Linked DNA regions of Homo sapiens: region 1 is linked to region 2. The links are chromatin loops, found by intact Hi-C in ENCODE. Cell type or tissue: Caco-2. All regions are shown on one strand. Links, peaks and the distances in the headings refer to the core of each region. The heading gives the core; the rest is flanking DNA.

Evidence for each region. Peaks named below come from ENCODE experiments on the same cell type or tissue, not always from the same donor. Only the 100,000 strongest peaks of a DNase experiment are listed, where the experiment ranks them.
Region 1: a loop joins it to region 2, with 10 times the contacts of the local background. A loop is called at or near these places in 3 of 110 quality-filtered maps.

The regions. Positions count from the first base shown.
Region 1 is chr4:25,024,861-25,034,090 of GRCh38, reverse strand. It overlaps LGI2 (leucine rich repeat LGI family member 2), which reads left to right and starts at 3,145. Exons shown (of 8, transcript NM_018176.4): 1 at 3,145-3,594; 2 at 5,513-5,584; 3 at 7,152-7,223; 4 at 9,200-9,230. The coding sequence starts at 3,398. It overlaps LOC102723675 (a long non-coding RNA gene), which reads right to left. Exons shown (of 6, transcript XR_007058082.1): 6 at 7,188-7,411. LOC124900684 (a long non-coding RNA gene) reads right to left here and starts at 3,983. Exons shown (of 2, transcript XR_007058083.1): 1 at 3,858-3,983. In Caco-2, for the core only: no CTCF peak of the experiment used is centred there; no DNase peak of the experiment used is centred there; H3K4me3 peaks cover 1,393 bases.
Region 2 is chr4:25,140,575-25,148,574 of GRCh38, reverse strand. It overlaps SEPSECS (Sep (O-phosphoserine) tRNA:Sec (selenocysteine) tRNA synthase), which reads left to right. Exons shown (of 11, transcript NM_016955.4): 7 at 3,442-3,571; 8 at 3,710-3,801. Among named protein-coding and RNA genes, the nearest start is that of SEPSECS, 16 kb to the left of the region's middle. In Caco-2, for the core only: a CTCF peak has its summit at 3,525 (motif pointing right); no DNase peak of the experiment used is centred there.

The DNA.
Region 1 (9,230 bases), core at 731-8,730, 120 kb after region 2:
AGGTTCTCAGTTAATACTGACAGAATTAACTGACAAGTAGCTGAACATGAGGGTACATGAACACATGAATGAATGCCATTTTGAGCTGCCAACACATGGAGTCATATAAAGTAGAACCGGTTTGAGACTTTAGAGAAGGCCACTCAAGCCTACGCCATTTCAGCCACTGTAGGAACGTGTGTTATTCATGTCATAAAGACATAGCTTGAGTAAGTTTACGTCTCAACAAGGATTTTTACAAAGATTTTTCAAAAACTCTTGCTATTTCCTGAAACAGATTGTGTCTCTCTGATTGTCTATTAAGTTTTTTTTTAAACTGCTGAGGAACTTGGAACCACACCAAAGTAATCTGCATTTCCATTTTTATATTTTAATTTATAAACTGCGCCTTATAATTTACAAGCACTCACTTACTTAGTGTCTCTAGCAGAGCCGAAACAAATACTAACTCTGCCAGCTATGCTACTCTGGCCTACTTTCTGCACCATTCCTATCAGGAACTTTTTAGTTTTTTGGGGTGGAGAGGGTGGGCTGGAGCTAGCTCTAGCTGTTGGAAGTTAAGGTTAGGAACAATGATGATATGTCACATTTATTTAGGAAAGGGTGCAGAAGGGCTCTTTATCCCCATTTTATAGATGAAAAAATAGAAGCTAGAGATGGGAATAACATGACCAAGAAGGTTTGCTTGTGATTGATGAACCTGACTTACAATCTGCATCTCTGGAATTCCTCATGCCAAGGGTCTTTCCAGAACACTAAGCCAGGCTCTCTCAACCTTGGCTCTAGCAACATTTTGACCTGGATCATTCTTGCTGAGTACTGCAAGATGTTTAGTAGCGTCCCCAGCCTCTACACATTAGACGCCAGGGGCACCCACCCCAAATATCTCCACACATGGCCAAGTGTCCCCTGAATTACCCGCAATTGAGAACCACAACACAAGACAGTGACTCTGATTACAATGGAAGGACAGAAGTCAGGAAAACCCATCTCCCTCCATAGTCCTCTCTCCGTCACTTACCTACAATCTAGTCACATAGAACTCTGCTCAAACGCCCAGTGCCTCCTTTGTGGTATTAAATGCTTTACTTTCTTGATCTCATTTAACCCCCAAATGTGGTTACAACAACCTCTTGTTTACAGGTGAAGAAATGGAGGTTTAGAAAGATCACAGCTTGCACAGCAGTAAGTGGCAGGCTGGGATTACACAATTACACATCAGTAAGTGGTAGGCTGGGATGCAAACCCCAACCTGTCTAGTCCTGAGGCCAGCATTTAGCTATGCCACCCTGCCCCCAGGCTCTCACTCAGAGGTGAGAAATAGATTTTCTTTTCCTGGGTCAGCAGGGAGTGCTCTGTTTGAGAAGCCTCCGTTCCTCTGCTCTATAAAGCAGTAGCCCATCCCTCTTAAGGGAAACATCTTTCAGGTGCACAGCACACACATCCACGATTGTGGGTCTGCATGTCTGTCGCCCTCCCAGGCTGTGGTCTGTGTCCTCAGCCCCTAACACTGGGGCTTGCTGAGTAAAGTATTTGTAAATGCATGCCCACACAGCAGCGAGGGTTAGACACAGCAGCCAGTTGTGGAGTATGATCTCCCTGGCCATGTCCTGTGTGATCTTGGACAAGATAAAAACTTCTCTGAGCTCAATGTTCCCATCCATAAAATGGGAGGACCCATTTCTCAGGACAGATGCAAGAATTAAATGATGATAAATGCAGGCTGGTTTGTACTGATGCCAGGTGCTTTTTACATAGTCACCAGCAGGGAATGTCTAACTCCCTCCATGAAGTTGCCTACGCAAAGCTCTCTTTCAATTCCTGAACCTCTTTTGGTCAGTCTGTGACCCCCTTGTAGCCAGTGGAGTTGCTCTTTTAGGGTTGTCTGTCCAGCTAGACTTTTAGCTCCCTGAGGACAGGAGCTGTTCCTTTGTTCCCTCCCACAGCAGCCAGCCTGATACCGTCCTCATGGATCTTGTCAATGGATCACCAACAATAATTGCTGAAGAAGCAATAGTATGATTCCTACTTTTGCATTCGATACTGACTTTTCTGAGTAGGTTTTAGCATCTGGCATGCTTTTCCTTGGTTTGCAGCTCGACAGTCGTGCTGTGATTCCCTTCTCCCAGCAGTTCAGGTTATTAGCCATTACTTTGTTTCCGCTTTGGTCATTTTCTTTGATTTCCTCAGCCGCACATTACCTGTGTTAAGATTTCCGCTCATTGCTTCAAACTTAAGGAGTTGAAGAGGGGCTCAGGAGGGCCCAGTTAAGGTAGCCCTTCAAGGCTCCGAGCCCCATCCTGCCCAGCCAGGAGCTGCTGGACCATCAGCCAGTCAGGATGCTTTCTGGGCGTCAGCAGCCTCATCAATAAATTAAGGATATAAGTAGGACCTGCCTCAAAAGGTTAGAAGATTAAAAGTACAGTGGCTAGAATGTATCACACCCTCAATCTCTACAAACCCTCCTCTGACTGGGGCGGGTGGGGTGACCCGTGGGCAGCTGAGCGAGGGGAAACTTTCCCGGGCTTTCCAGCTCTTTAGCAGGCAGCAGGCAGGGCCCAGAGCGCCGGGCGTGCAGGCTGCAGCGGCTTTGCTTCCCCACGTTCCTCCCATGGGAGGACTGGCTGGCTTCAGTAACCCCTGGTGCTGTGGGAGCGAGAGCCAGACCTCACTGCCCCACCGCAGAAGACAAGCAAAGCCATCCTCGCTGACCCTACCGGCAGCATGCACTTCAAAATTAATAAAGGCTGCTCCAAAGTCTCTCCTCTTCAAAGCACCCAGGGCTGCCTCCCTCCCCAGTAATCAAGCCGGTTCTCCACACTCCCCGCTCCGACTTTATTGATTTGCCTGAAAGGAACCCAGTGCCCTCCCCAGATTATACCCCTGGAGGTATTGCAGGCATCGGATCCTCCACCGCTCAGTCAGGCCCCGACGGGGGTCTCCGCCAGGCTTGGCCCCTCCCCCAAGGTCACCCAACTTTTCCCTCTGTCCCCGCGCCCGGCCCGGGGCGAGAGGGGGTGGCGAGGTGGGGGCCGGGTGGGGCGCCACGGGGCCGGCGCTGGCCCCCTCCCCCGCGGGGCGGGCCCCGCCATGCATTATTCATTGGCCAGAGCCGGGCTGCGGGCGCGAGTGCTGATGTCAGGCAGGCGCGAGTGCGGCGGGCGCAGCGGCGGCGGCCGCCCAGCAGCCCGGGCTCGGGTGGGGGGGCGCCGAGTGGGGGTGGCGGCCAGCATGCTGCTCGGCTGCGGCTCGGCCTCCCACACCCGCGGCTCCCTAGTCCTCGCCAGCAGCGGCGGCGGCAGAGCAGCGAGCGGCGCCCGCGTCTGCAGCGGCGCCGGGTCCGAGCGCGCGGCGCGGCGGTGGGGGTCGGGGCCCGGGCGGGGAGCGGGGACCGGGCATGGCGCTGCGGAGAGGCGGCTGCGGAGCGCTCGGGCTGCTGCTGCTGCTGCTGGGCGCCGCGTGCCTGATACCGCGGAGCGCGCAGGTGAGGCGGCTGGCGCGCTGCCCCGCCACTTGCAGCTGTACCAAGGAGTCTATCATCTGCGTGGGCTCTTCCTGGGTGCCCAGGATCGTGCCGGGCGACATCAGCTCCCTGTGAGTGGGACCCCTCCAGCCCCCATCCCGTCCCGCCCCACCCTGCGTCCGCCGCCGCGAGGGAGTTGCCTCTGGCGCCGGGCCAGCGCGACCCTGACCCACTCCCCAGGCCCCTTCTTTGCCTTTGTGTGGGGGACGTGGGTGGAGTGTTGGCCCCCGGGGAGGACGGTGAGGACCTGAGCCCCAGAATCTGGGAACCCAGACAGGTTCCTGTGGCAGCGTTTCTCAGAGTGTGGCCCACGGGCCACCTGCATCAGACTCACCTGGGGAAGCTTGTGCCAATGCAGAATCCAGCTGCTCTGAAGCAGTCTTTGGAGTGGAGTCCTGGAGTGTGCGTTTGACGTCCCCGGGAGACTCAAGGGTGCATTAAAGTTTGAGAGGGCGTGTGCGTGTGTGTGTGTGTGTTTGCGGGTTGGAGTTGTGTGTGTAGGGGCGTGCATAGGAGCAGCTGAACACGACCTGACTGAGTGCAAACTGGGCAGGGTGAGGCCTCACTGCCCCACATCAGGTCTGGGGCGAATGTTCACCCCGTGGCCTCCTCCCGACTTCTCCACATTGCAGGTTGCAAAAAGTCGAGGTCAAGGCATGCAGGCTCTGGGAGGGGAGGGGCCGCCCCCCGTGGCCTAGAAGAGGGGTAACAGAAGGCTGGGCAGAGGTTTGGGGCATGTTGGGCGCCTAGCCCAGTGGCCAAGTGCTTTGAAGTCAGCCTTCTTGCCCTGAGGTCAGGAGGGCTTCTTGCCCCCTTTCTCCATCACACAGTTGTGTTGGCTGCTTTTTCAGCAGGAGGAACTGACAGGAAAGGGCTTCACATTAGGTATCCACCTGCCGAGAGGTGCTTTCATCCTGCCCTCACCTGGCCACTCAAGCCAAATGACCAGCTCTCACAAGGGCGGTGGAAGGGGCTGTTGGGCTGTATCTTTACTGCTAGGACATGTTTCCTGCTAAGACCACTCTCTTGTTCCAGGCCAAGATGCCTGGGTGCCCAGTCAGTGGTGGAGGCAGGGAATCCCCGGGGTGACGTTGCTTGTGCTCAAGATACTTTCTTGTGTCCAGTGCTTCCCAGCCTCCCACCCAAGGCAAATTGTAGGGGCCTGGACCCAGGAGTGAGGGGGTTCCCATTTGCATTTATAGAAAGTCAGAAGAGTTTGGCTGGTGGGAACAGAGGACCTTTTTGATTCTTAATATTGCTAAGTCGGGTGACATGGAGGATTCCAGAAATTAGAGTTCCCCTTATTAAATCCTTCAGACCAGCAGCTGCTTAAGTGATCTGCATGCCAACTGAAAGGAATTCTGAAATAATGTATTCAGATCCTGCTGTGGCCAGAAAGGATGGGGGCCTGGGGGCAGAAATAAAGCCAAGCATCTTGCCTCCTGGTTGACCGTTTTATCTGGCAGATGGTACTGCCTCTCCCCACACAGGGGAGTTCAGGTGTCTGTGAGTTTTTCCCCAGGGCTTTCATGTTGCATTTAATCAGGAGTGCTCTGTCTTTCAGAGATGGGGTCCCAAGAGGAATGCTTAATCCTACCCCAGCATTTCATAGGCCAACACAACGCTGTGTCTACACAAACAGAATCATGGGCAGAGGTGAAGCGATTATCCATTTTCAGGCAAGGACCTCCTGTAGTTAAGAAAAGGAAGTGAAGGGATTGATTTAAACTGACCGAGATAATGTCTGTGGAAGGAGCTGATGGTAAAGGTTTCTGTTATTCAGACTAGTCTTCATATTGATCTGATTCATTGGGAAGTGGCTTGTCTCTTCTTATTCCTACCCCGGGGAAGATCCTGGGCAACTGTGCTATGCCTCACTCCTGAGAGTCAGGGTTTGAAGTACAGGTGGAGGCAGAGTTTGATTACCCACCCTGCATGGCACTTCCTAAAAGAAACCTAGGCCTACTTTTGTTCATCTTTTGCCCGTAGGAGCCTGGTAAATGGGACGTTTTCAGAAATCAAGGACCGAATGTTTTCCCATCTGCCTTCTCTGCAGCTGCTGTGAGTATGGGAAGTTCCCTCTGCACAATGGGGGGCCCTGAGGTGCCATCCTTGGAGGGCCGTCTCTGCCTCTTTGGTATCAGCCCTTCCTAAAGTACCCCAGCTCCGTGAGGAGACCGTGGCTGCCTCTTGGTGTTAATTTACCCTGTGATGTCCCCAGCAAAGCACTGAGGCTCCCTGCTCAGCTCTTTCCTTAGTTCGATACCTGTTTTCTTCAGAGACTTTATTGTAGATCCCAACACCCAGATCTAGTAAATGGGGAGGTAATTGCATTGACTCATGACCTGAAAGTCACCTAAATGCACTGTTTCCCAAACACCTCAGTTTAAAAGAAAACTTCATTTTAAAATCTTAATGTTACTCTGGAAATAGGAGTGTTTCTAGTTTGCTGAGAACTTAAACCAGTCAGGCAGCATCCTATGAACTTACGTGCGTAATTTTATTTCATCATCACTTCATCGGTATGATGAAGGCATGCTTATGATCCCATTTGATAGATAAGGAAACTGAGGTTCAGGGAACTTAACTAACTTGTCCCAAATCAGAGCCAGATTCTAGTCCAGGGCCAAAAGCCCACACTCCTAACTATTCCTCATCCCATCTCCTCTCTGTGAGCAATGCTCAAGTCCCTGTGGTGATGCTCATGTTGTGCCCTGTAACCCAGGCTGGGTAATGTGTGCTGATGAAAACAAATGTCCAAAAAGTAGTTTTCAAAAGCAATCCAGTGACAGGCAAAGTAAGAGTACACACCTCATTCTCTTGATCTGTGTTGGTTTCTTAAATTTGAGATGAGACTGAAATTAAAACAAGCAATGTGCTATAGAAAAATTTGGATAAATGGAATATAGGAGAGCACTATTCATCCTCAATAAACATACTCTTGATACTTTTGTTCTTGAAATCTTATATGCCTACTTTTAACATTACACTTAACATTTTAAAATCTGAGGCCTCTTAGAAATTGCAGTGCTATTAAAATATACTTTTCATATAATAGAAATACAATTTTAGGTATTCTTTTGCCAGTAGACTTGGGTGATGACTCAAATAGAAAACTACGTAGTAACAGTCTCCTGAAAGTTTCTTAAACAAACTTTTTTTTTTTTTTTTTTAACTATTGTTATGGGTCCAGCTGCATGACTTTGGTCAAGTCACTTAGCTTCTCTGGGCTTTTATTTTCGTAAAAATAGATTTGGATTAGATCTTTTTAGATCTCTAATTTTATGATTGCTTGTGTACCATAAAGCATTCACTGGCTGTTTAGTCGTGCTGAGCATTATAATGTTTTAAAGTCACAGCTATCAGATCATATTTACTGAGACACACAGGGAAGAAAGGAGTAGAGTTCTGGAGAGGACAAGAAAATCTGGTCAAAAGGAATCCACTTGCCATCGTCTCTAAGAGCAGGCTGTGAGAATCAGGTTTTTGACAACAAAATGTGGTCTCCTTAGGCTAAGAAGAGCTCATGTTTGCCCACAGATCAAAACGTAGCAAAGGAAAGAGAAATGGCTTTACCATGTGACTCAAGTTTTACATCTCTCCATTGGAATCTGTCTCTTACTTTCAGATTGCTGAATTCTAACTCATTCACGATCATCCGGGATGATGCTTTTGCTGGACTTTTTCATCTTGAATACCTGTAAGTTTTGTGCTTTGTCTATTTGCTGAACATTCGGTATCTTGGTAGAATTTCTGGATTGGTTTCTGTGCTGGAACAGCATCTCTGCAAGGGTTTAGGGGTGGAGAAACTGGAGAACACCCCATTCTCTTTTCAGCACTGACCTTTTATAGTTTACTTGCTTACAAACATGCTGGGGAAGGAGGAGGCTGGAGACAAAGAGGGAGAGACAAAACAAAGAAGGAGAGATAGTCATTCATTCTCTGCTGACATTTAATTTGTCATGTAGTAAGCACAATTGGAAGTTGCGTTGGATATTTTTACCTCTCATAAATAGGCATGGATTTGCTGACCAGCCAGAAATAGAGCTGCGGGGTTCTGAGGGTTACTTATTTTTAAGAAAGCCTCCCTATTTGGGGGGTACAACTTCATGTTGTTCACTCACTGTTCTACATCTCTTTTGCAGTATCTCCTATGAATTGCTACTGAGGGTCTAATTTTATTTTATTTTTTTCCTTAAAAAAAGGTCATTTTTCCCTTTTTTGATGTGCAGATTTCTCCCCTCGCAATGAGCTTTGCCCTTGTTCTGATTTCTGCCTTTTCTTCCTTTCATGTCTTTTTTCCCCTTTAAGTTCTTTCATCCTTGTCTTTGGTAACTTTGTAATAATGTTAATCCTGCTATCAGATGGGATAGCCTCACTTAGCATTCAGAGGGATTTTTAAAGCCTTGTCTCATTTTCTTGTCTGAGTTCAACAGGTAGGTATTGGAATTCTAGACACATCCTAGATATAAGAAAGCTCTCTGCTGACTTTGTGTCTTGAGAAAAGATGTTCCTGGAGGAATTCTTTCTCCAGAGTATACATAATATGTGTATTCGCATAATACTCTGATATTATCATATACATAGTATGGAAAGTGTAGCAGGACTGCAATGCTAAATCTGACTAAGGTCTATCAAAGCACATACATAGCCAATGGAGGTAGCAGTTGTAAAGCTATGAGTTTTCTCTTACGATAGTTCATCTTATGGTCAAGGTTATTGGAGAGGAAGTTAGCTCATCAGTTTATGCTGAAGTCTATTACTGAAAAGACATCTCAGTTTTAAAAACCATCAGTGAGTTCTCAGTGCAAGAATCAAGAACTAATTCGTTGATGATGTTGTGTTTCAAAGCCCCAACCATGGAGCATCTCATCAAAGACCCTCTTATATTTGACTTAATATAATGCTGTAACTAAAATTTAGTTCTCCCTGAGCCTAGAGAATAGTCGTAGTGAATTCACATCAATTATTTCCCACAAAGACCTTAAAGCATGGCCAGTGGTATTATTGCAAGATCCCATGTGCCAACCCTGTGGGGTTTTAGTACAGAGAAAGAAGTTTGGTTCCTACTCAACTTCATTATACTTCCTACTTCCTAGTAGCTTAGAGAGCTTGAGCTTTTCCTGCCTTGTCACCCATTTGCTTGGTGACTAGATGGTGTAGGACACGATAAACTCAAGGTTGCTGAAAACCAAGCTTGATAGAACTCTCCCCCAGCAAAAAACTTTAATGTGGAGATGTAAAACAAGAGAACCCTCTCAAGGGACAGTGACATTAACAGAAGTATGAATAGCCAGGCACCGTGAAATGTGGGATTGAGTAGGGAAAATGTCTGGAAGTGCTCCAGTCTTGCAGAGATATGAGAATTTCTTGCCTTTGTATAGTGCTTTCTTCTTTATTTCTCCCCAGGATGTTTTTACCCATGTTGCCAGCTCAGAATTCTTTGGAGACTTCCATGCCACTTCTGGAAGGAGTGCAGACCACACACTCCCGTGCACGCATTTTTGCATACATCCTGCTACCACATGGAATTTGGTGTAGCTGACCTAGTCTTCAGAGATCAATTCTTATAATTCAGGAATACTTTTAGATTTTATTCTGAAAGCTTACCAACATAGTTTTTTTGGGATACTAAGGAGAGAAAATTCATTTTAATTATACAACTTTTCCTCTTAGGTTCATTGAAGGGAACAAAATAGAAACCATT
Region 2 (8,000 bases), core at 1-8,000:
TCCCAAATTGGCCTTCACCAAAAGAGGTTGTGGCACTATTGATTTAAATCAAATGAATACTTGAGTCTTGTTGAGTGCAGGTTGCTGTTTCATGACATTCTAAAAAATTAAAGTTAGCCTTAATTCATCTCAATAGTCCTTATTGTTAATATATACCATTTACTACACACTCTCCATGTGTCAGGCATCCTACTAGGCTTTTTTTTTTTTTTTTTTTTTTTTGAGACGGAGTCTCGCTCTGTCGCCCAGGCTGGAGTGCAGTAGCGCGATCTTGGCTCACTGCAAGCTCCGCCTCCCAGGTTCACGCCATTCTCCTGCCTCAGCCTCCCGAGTAGCTGGGACTACAGGCGCCCACCACCATGCCTGGCTAATTTTTTGTATTTTTTAGTAGAGACGGGGTTTCACCGTGTTAGCCAGGGTGGTCTCAATCTCCTGACCTCGTGATCCACCCGCCTTGGCCTCCCAAAGTGCTGGGATTACAGATGTGAGCCACCGTGCCTGGCCCTCTACTAGGCTTTTAAAGTTATCAGCTGAATCCTGACAATTTAAGGTGTACTTCTTATTCCCATTCTGCACATGGGGAAATAAAATAAGTGGGATTAAGTGACTTCCCTAAGGTCCTGTAGCTACAAAATAGCCCATCTAGTTCAGTGCGACTCCAAAGTCCCATTTTTCTGTTAAAAAACAAAGTACTAAAATACTAATACTGTAAGTCTTTTCTTGAGAAAATAATATTGCAATAATCAATCAATGAAGAAAAGTATAAATAAATTTTTTTTATTTTTATTGTTTTAACATTATGTTTTTAACTTTTTTGTTTTTAAGATGAGACCCCAGAATGACTTAAGGCTGAGCATATAGAGTATTCTGTATGCACATAACCCCACCTCCAGGGGAAGTTAGTTTTGAGTAACCTATATTTCTGTTTATATTTACTAAAATGACGAATTTAAGAGATTCATGAATTATGGATGTTAGGATAGATTAATGGAGAGGGATATAGTAGAGTCACAAAAATATGCATATAAGACTGATTATTTTGAGTCACAATGGATTGTAAAGTTCCAAAAGTGTGGGAAGCAGCAACTTTGCCTGTTCAGAATTTGAGAGAAGTAGGTATTACTACTGTTTATTCACAAACCCAATTGTCACTTCATTCAACAAATACTTTCTGGGTTCCTGCTTGTGTACCAGGCACCAGGGTAGGAACTGGAGATGCAATAGTGAATCCAACAAAATCTTTAACCCTCATAGAGCATTCTATTTTTTGTGCGAAAGCAGAGAGTAAACCTTGAGTATGACAAGTCTTGGATAAATGCTCTGGTATTTGGGGAGGATGGATATCATTAGATGGAGTGATCTAGGAAGCACTCTTCAAGAAGTACATGTGAGTGGAGCTCTGAATGATGCAGGAGGAAGCTTTGCAGCTCTCTAGAGAGAGAGATTCCAGTCAGAAGCTAACAGCCAAGACTCTGAGGCAGGAGCGTGCTTGGAATATGTGAGAAATAGCAAGGAGGCCAGTATGGCTGAACCATAATGAACAAGGTGAACAGTGGTTGTAGAGCTTTGAGGTGTGTTAAGGGTTTGGGATTTTGTTTTTGGTATGATCATTGGCCATGGAAGGATTTCAAGCAGGAAAGAGTGACATGCTATGTGGGAAATAGACTGTAGGGAGGCAAGAGTGGAAGGCTGTTGCAGCAACCCATATGAGATTTTTTGGTGGCTTTGGCCAGGGTGGTAGTTGTGAAGGTGGTAATAAATGCTTTTATTCAGATGTATTTTGAGAGTGGATTTTAGAGCATATACTGATGACTTAGATGTAGCTGAAAAAGGGGGTCTTGTACCATTTCTGAGATTGGGTCTGGCCTGTTTGTTTTCTTGCCACAGAATGTGCTGCCTTTTAAATGCTTTCTGTGTTTTAGTGATGGAAGGGTTCTAGCAAAGTCTGGTGCATTGATTCCTCTAGTACTTCTGCTTCCAGTTTAGGTTCCTGTTTCTCTCAGGAGGCCTTGGACAGTACTAAAATGTTAATACAAAGGCAACTCTGACTGTCCACTTATCTTTATATGCTGCTACTTCGCATGTTTTCCAGTTTTTTTTATTCTGTTAGTCTTATATGCATCTCTCTATTTTCCTGTGATATGGTGAGATTTTCTCTGATCATGGTTTATTAGGAAATTAGAAAGAAGAGGAAGAGGAAGGTTAAGATTTGAACAGTTGTATAATGGCCTCCAGAGCAGCTGCTCCTCTTCCCTGCTTCGGCTGCTTCCACCTGTTGCCTGGATCTGGACTCTGAGATTAGGCCAGCTATCTGCTCCTTCTGTTCTCCCTCAGATAGCAAGGTGTGAAAATGAAGGTCAAATATGGTTATAATATTAATAGGAATACAGATTGTGAATACAGATTGAAAATCTGTGGCTACAGATAAAGAAAAAGACTATGTTAGTTGTAATTTAGACAGTATCTCTATTTTTAAGAGGAGAAAATTGAAGCACATTAGACAGAAAGTTGGATGAGGACCGAACTTAGTTTTACATTTCTAGTAGGTAAGTATTCAATTTTTCACCGGAATATTAGATTTTCACTGGAAGTTCATTTGCAGTGGAATGAAATCTAAGTTTATAATATTAGGGAGCATGAGTTATGTAGAAACATTGCTTCTAGAATTGCCAAGAGTATACAAATAAAACTTCCATTAAGTGATGTTAAAAGTAAAACTTTGCATTTGTTTTTTATCTGAGTGCTTAAAATGGTCATACAGGTAGTAGATTGTCCAAGCATTAAAGAGAGGCACATGTATAATTAACTGTTTGGCAACTCGGATGGCTATAGTCCATTAGGTTATGGTGGCCACCCTCGAACTCACAGAGGATGTTTAAAACCACTTAATAGTTATAGGACCCATTGTAGACATTTGTTGTCAAAAAAAGGAGCACAGATGAGAGGCATGGGATGAATCCATTCTTTCTTATCAAATTTTAAGGTGTAAAGCTTTGTTTCATTAAAGTTCCCACCTGAGCTGATACTGAAACCGTGCTTGCCTCACAGAGTTGTTATGAAGATTAAATGATTTATGTGTGAAAGCAGGTTGTAAACTTAAAGTTGCACATATAAGGAGCACCATTAAAAATTTTGGTTTAATACTTAAAAACATTTTCTTGGCACTATTACAAAGAAAATAAAAATAAAATTTTTCAATTGTTTTTTCCATGCATTGTTTTAATGGTGTTTATTTTTATTCTAAGGTAGAGTTGACAAAAATTGTATATATTTACAGTGTACAATTTGATGTTTTGATGCATGTATATATTGTAAAATGGTTAAATCAGGCTAATATATTAATTAACTCAAATAGTTATAATTTTTTGTTGTGGTATTTGTTTGTTAATAGCAGTTGTCTGTTTTCCTAGCAACTAATATGTAATATCATATTGATTCCAGGGGGCTCGAGTTGGTAGAATAGATGCTTTTGTTCAGAGCTTGGACAAAAATTTTATGGTTCCAGTAGGTGGTGCTATAATTGCTGGCTTTAATGATTCATTCATTCAGGAAATCAGCAAGATGTATCCAGGTAAATAAATAAGTTGCTTTTCAGAAAAAGTAGCTAACAAACAAAAATCCATTTGTACATAGGCTATTGTAGTAAATCTTAATTTCCAAAGCTACCCCCCCACCACAGTCTTAATGTAACTTATCCTTCTTATTTCAGGAAGAGCTTCAGCTTCACCTTCTTTAGATGTCCTTATTACTTTATTGTCACTTGGATCAAATGGCTATAAGAAGCTACTAAAAGAAAGAAAGGTAAGCTTTCCCTTTAGGTGTCGAATAACATTCTTGACTAGAACTGTGCTCCAAATCATTGGTGTTTTCTGCCTGTTGGTTTCTTGCACTGGGAGGGAGACATCTAGTATGGTCCGATAGTATTTATTCAGATCTGGAACCACCATAGGTGGTTTCCTATTACTTTTTGTCAGCCTGTCTATCCAGATATTACGAGGAATCTGGGTTAGGTGATTTTGCTTTTATTTATTTACTTTTTAGAAACTCCTGCATTAGGGACTCTTATTCAATAAAATTCAATTCATTTATCACTTAAAGGTACTTAAAGGTAGAAGCTCTTAAAAGACAAATGGATAAGTCATCTTTTTAGTTTTTGGAAACTTGAAAATTGTTTAGGAGTGAGATGTCAGTCACAAGAGGAAGAATCAGGTCAGAAGTTAGCTCTATCTTTTTTTTTTTTTTTTTTTTGAGCGGAGTCTTGGGTTGGAGTGCAATGGCACGATCTTGGCTCACTGCAACCTCCGCCTCCCAGGTTCAAACCATTCTTCTGCCTCAGCCTCCCGAGTAGCTGGGATTACAAGCGCCCGCCACCACACCCGACTAATTTTTTGTATTTTTAGTAGAGACGGGGTTTCACTATGTTGGCTAGGCTGATCTCCAACTCCTGACCTCGTGATCCACCCGCCTCAGCCTCCCAAAGTGCTGGGATTACAGACGTTACCCACCACGCCTGGCCTATTTCTTGTCATTATTGAACGCTGAACTCATTGGTTATATTGGTTATGAAAAGAAGTTACATTTATATTTGAAAACATGACTTTATCTCCAACACAACTAGCTTAATTCAGGACACCTCCAAAAGACAGAGCTTGTATAGCTAGGGCAGGCAGTGTTTTATTCATCTTCTATCTGGGAGAGAGTGAGTCCTCTGGTGCAGTTTTTAAATCTGATAACTTTCTAGCACTTAACAACAATTGTAGTCCCTTATATTTATAATAGTACTTTATATATTCTAAAGCATTTTCATATGTATTATCTCATAGATGATCTCATAGCCTTAGGATGAATACATAACAAGTTTAAAAATCTTGTGCTCTGTTTTACCCCAGTCTTCCTTCCCCTACTAATTCATTCCATGGGATAGTAATTGTTTAATTGTGAGGACATTTCTTAAGATTTATGTGATATAGGAAAAGATGCTCAATGTCATTAGTAATTAGGGAAATGCAAATTTAAAACCACAATGAAATACCACTACACACCTTTTAGAATGGCTAATGTACCGAAATATGCAACAAGATAATGACTCTCAAATGCATTATGCTAAATGAAAGAAGTCAGACTCAAAAGGCTACATATTGTACAGTTTCATTTATATGCCATCCTGGAAAAGGTAAAAAATATAAGGAAAGAAGAAAGATTAATGGTTGCTAAAGGGTAGGGATTGGGGAGGGAACTTTTTAGGGTGATGAAACGTTTCATGTCTTGATAGTGGTAGTGGTTTCATGACTGTATATATTTGTCAAAATTCATAGAAGTGGGCACCTAAAAAACAGACATCCCGAATTTTACTATGTGAGCAAATTGTACCTCAGTAAGTCTGACAATGAATTTTTATACAATAAGAATAAAACTCTGGTTTTATAAACTCCAAATTGTAATCATTCATGGTCGTAGATTGTTGTAGCCAAGAGAAGACTGTGGCAAATCTTTCAAGAAAACAGATCCATATGTCAGATAACAACTCTCTATAGATGAGGAAAACTTGTCATCTGCTTCTATGAGAGTTTAGTTGTTTCAGTGGTTCTTAGCTCTCCTATAACTAGTCGTTTCGTCCTGGAAAAGTTTTAAAGATTTTATTTCCCCATTTGTGAAAGACACAATTGATATCTCAGGCCACTTTTAGTCTTAAAAGACTCTAGAATATTTCTTAAAAGAGTTACTTCCTGGACTTTGGACATAATAATCATGGGAACTGGCCTGTAATTTAGTAATCCAGTATAAGGCATATTGGTAATATAAATTAGACATTTTGTAAATTTGAGTTTTTCTTTTTAACGCAATGGTCTCTTCAGTTTCATGTTACCTCATACCCATTTTTACCCTTATCAAGCTGTCTTGGCTTCCCTCCCTGCATCTGAATAAGCCCACTTAAAATAGCGTAGTCTAAAGTACGGAAATGCAAAGGTAAAGTTGAATGTGGGATAAGATTCGAGTAAACATTTACTGTGTATTTATTGACCACATGTCATGTGTCAGGCATATAGATATATATAGATATAGCAGTCAATACAGTAGATAAAGATACTTGCTCTTGAGGAGCACACATTGCCTATGGGGGAAACCAGCAATAAACAGGCAACATAATATAGAAATTACAAAGTTTGCTTGAAGGTGAAAAGTGCTATGAACAAAAGCAAGAATAAGGAGAATTTGGGATGATGAGGTGGTGGTGGGAACTGATTTTTAAATATAGTGATTAGGGCAGGCCTCATTGAGATGGTGACTTTTTTTTTTTGAGATGGAGTCTCGTTCTGTCACCCAGGCTGCAGTGCAGTGGCGTGATCTTGCCTCACTGCAACCTCTGCCTCCCGGGCTCAAGTTATTCTCCTGCCTCAGCCTCCTGAGTAGCTGGGATTACAGGCACACATCACCATGCCTGGCTATTTTTTGTATTTTTAGTAGAGACGGGGTTTTGCCATGTTGGCCAGGCTGGTCTTGAACTCCTGACCTCATGTGATCCCCCCACCTTGGCCTCCCAGGGTGTTGGGATTACAGGCATGAGCCTCCGTGCCCAGCCCAATACCGTGACATTTGAGTGAACTTGAAGTTTGAGGGAATATACACATATGATGGTGAAGTGCGTTTCAGGCAGAAAGCCAGTATCAGGACTCTAGGCCAGATGTGGACCTTGGGTATTTGAGAAGCAGCAAGGAGGCCAGTGTGGCTGGAGCAAAAAGAGCAAGGAGAACTGTGGGAGTTGAGGTCAGGGTGGTAATGAGGGTGGGGCTGATCACGTGGGGCCTTCTAGGCCACAGTAAGGTCCGTGCCTCATATTCTGAGTGAAATAGGGAGCCACTGGAGGTTTGAATTGAGTAGAATGATCTGACAGGCTTTGAATGCTCACATTGATAATAGATTGGGGGGCAAGGGCAGAAGCTGGATGGATACCTGTTAGGAGCCTTCTATAGTGGTTAAGAAGTGATATTGGCTGGGAGCTAGATGGTGGCAGTGGAGGTAATAAGAAGTGGTTAGAGTCAGGTTTGACCTGAGCAATTGGAAGGATGGAACAGCCATTAGCTATGATGGGGAAGCTGTAGGTTTTGGGGGAAGACTAGGAGTTCAGTTTTGGACAAAATTGAATTTGAATTGACCTTAAGATAGAGTTGCAAAGTAGAGAGTAGGATATACAAGTTTAGGATTAAGAGAGAACTGGGCTGGAAATAAAAATCTGGGAGTTAATTGGCCAAGAGACTAGATGAGATTGCAAGACAGTGAGTGTAAACAGAAAAGAGGTATAAGGACTGAGCTCTGGGCACTACAGCATTAAGAGGTCTGAGAAAAGCAACAAGCAAAGGAGACTTAGAAGGAACATTCAGTGAGGAGGAAGACCAAGAATGGTGTCCTAAGTCATCCCTTGGTATCACTCAGATACCAAAATCTTTAGATGCTCAAGACCCGTATATAAACTGACATAGTATTGTCATATAAATTATGCACATCCTCCTGTATTCCTTAAATCAACTCTAGATTACTTATAATACTGAATACAATATAAATGTTACATAAGTAGTTGTTATACTGTATTGTTTAGGAAATAATGTCAAGAGAAGAACTCTGTGCATATTCAGCACAGATGCAATTTTTTTTTTTTTTCAAATATTTTCAATCCACACTTGGTTGAAGCTGTGGAGGCAGAACTCATGGATATGGAGGACCAACTGTGTATTAAGGAGGAGGGAGTGATTAGCATAGCTGATGGCACTGATAGGTCAAGTAGGGTGAGCATTAAGATTTGACCATTGGTTAGAAAGGTTTCATGTAAAAATCATTCTTAACATAGTCTTTCCATGCAAAGTTTGTGTTTATACAAATACCATATACATCCTTATACATTTATATACATATGAAATAATTACACGTAATACTGAGCACTTACTATGTGGAAGGCACTCTTCTAAGTACATTTTTATGTATACATTTAATCCTTAAAATATTCT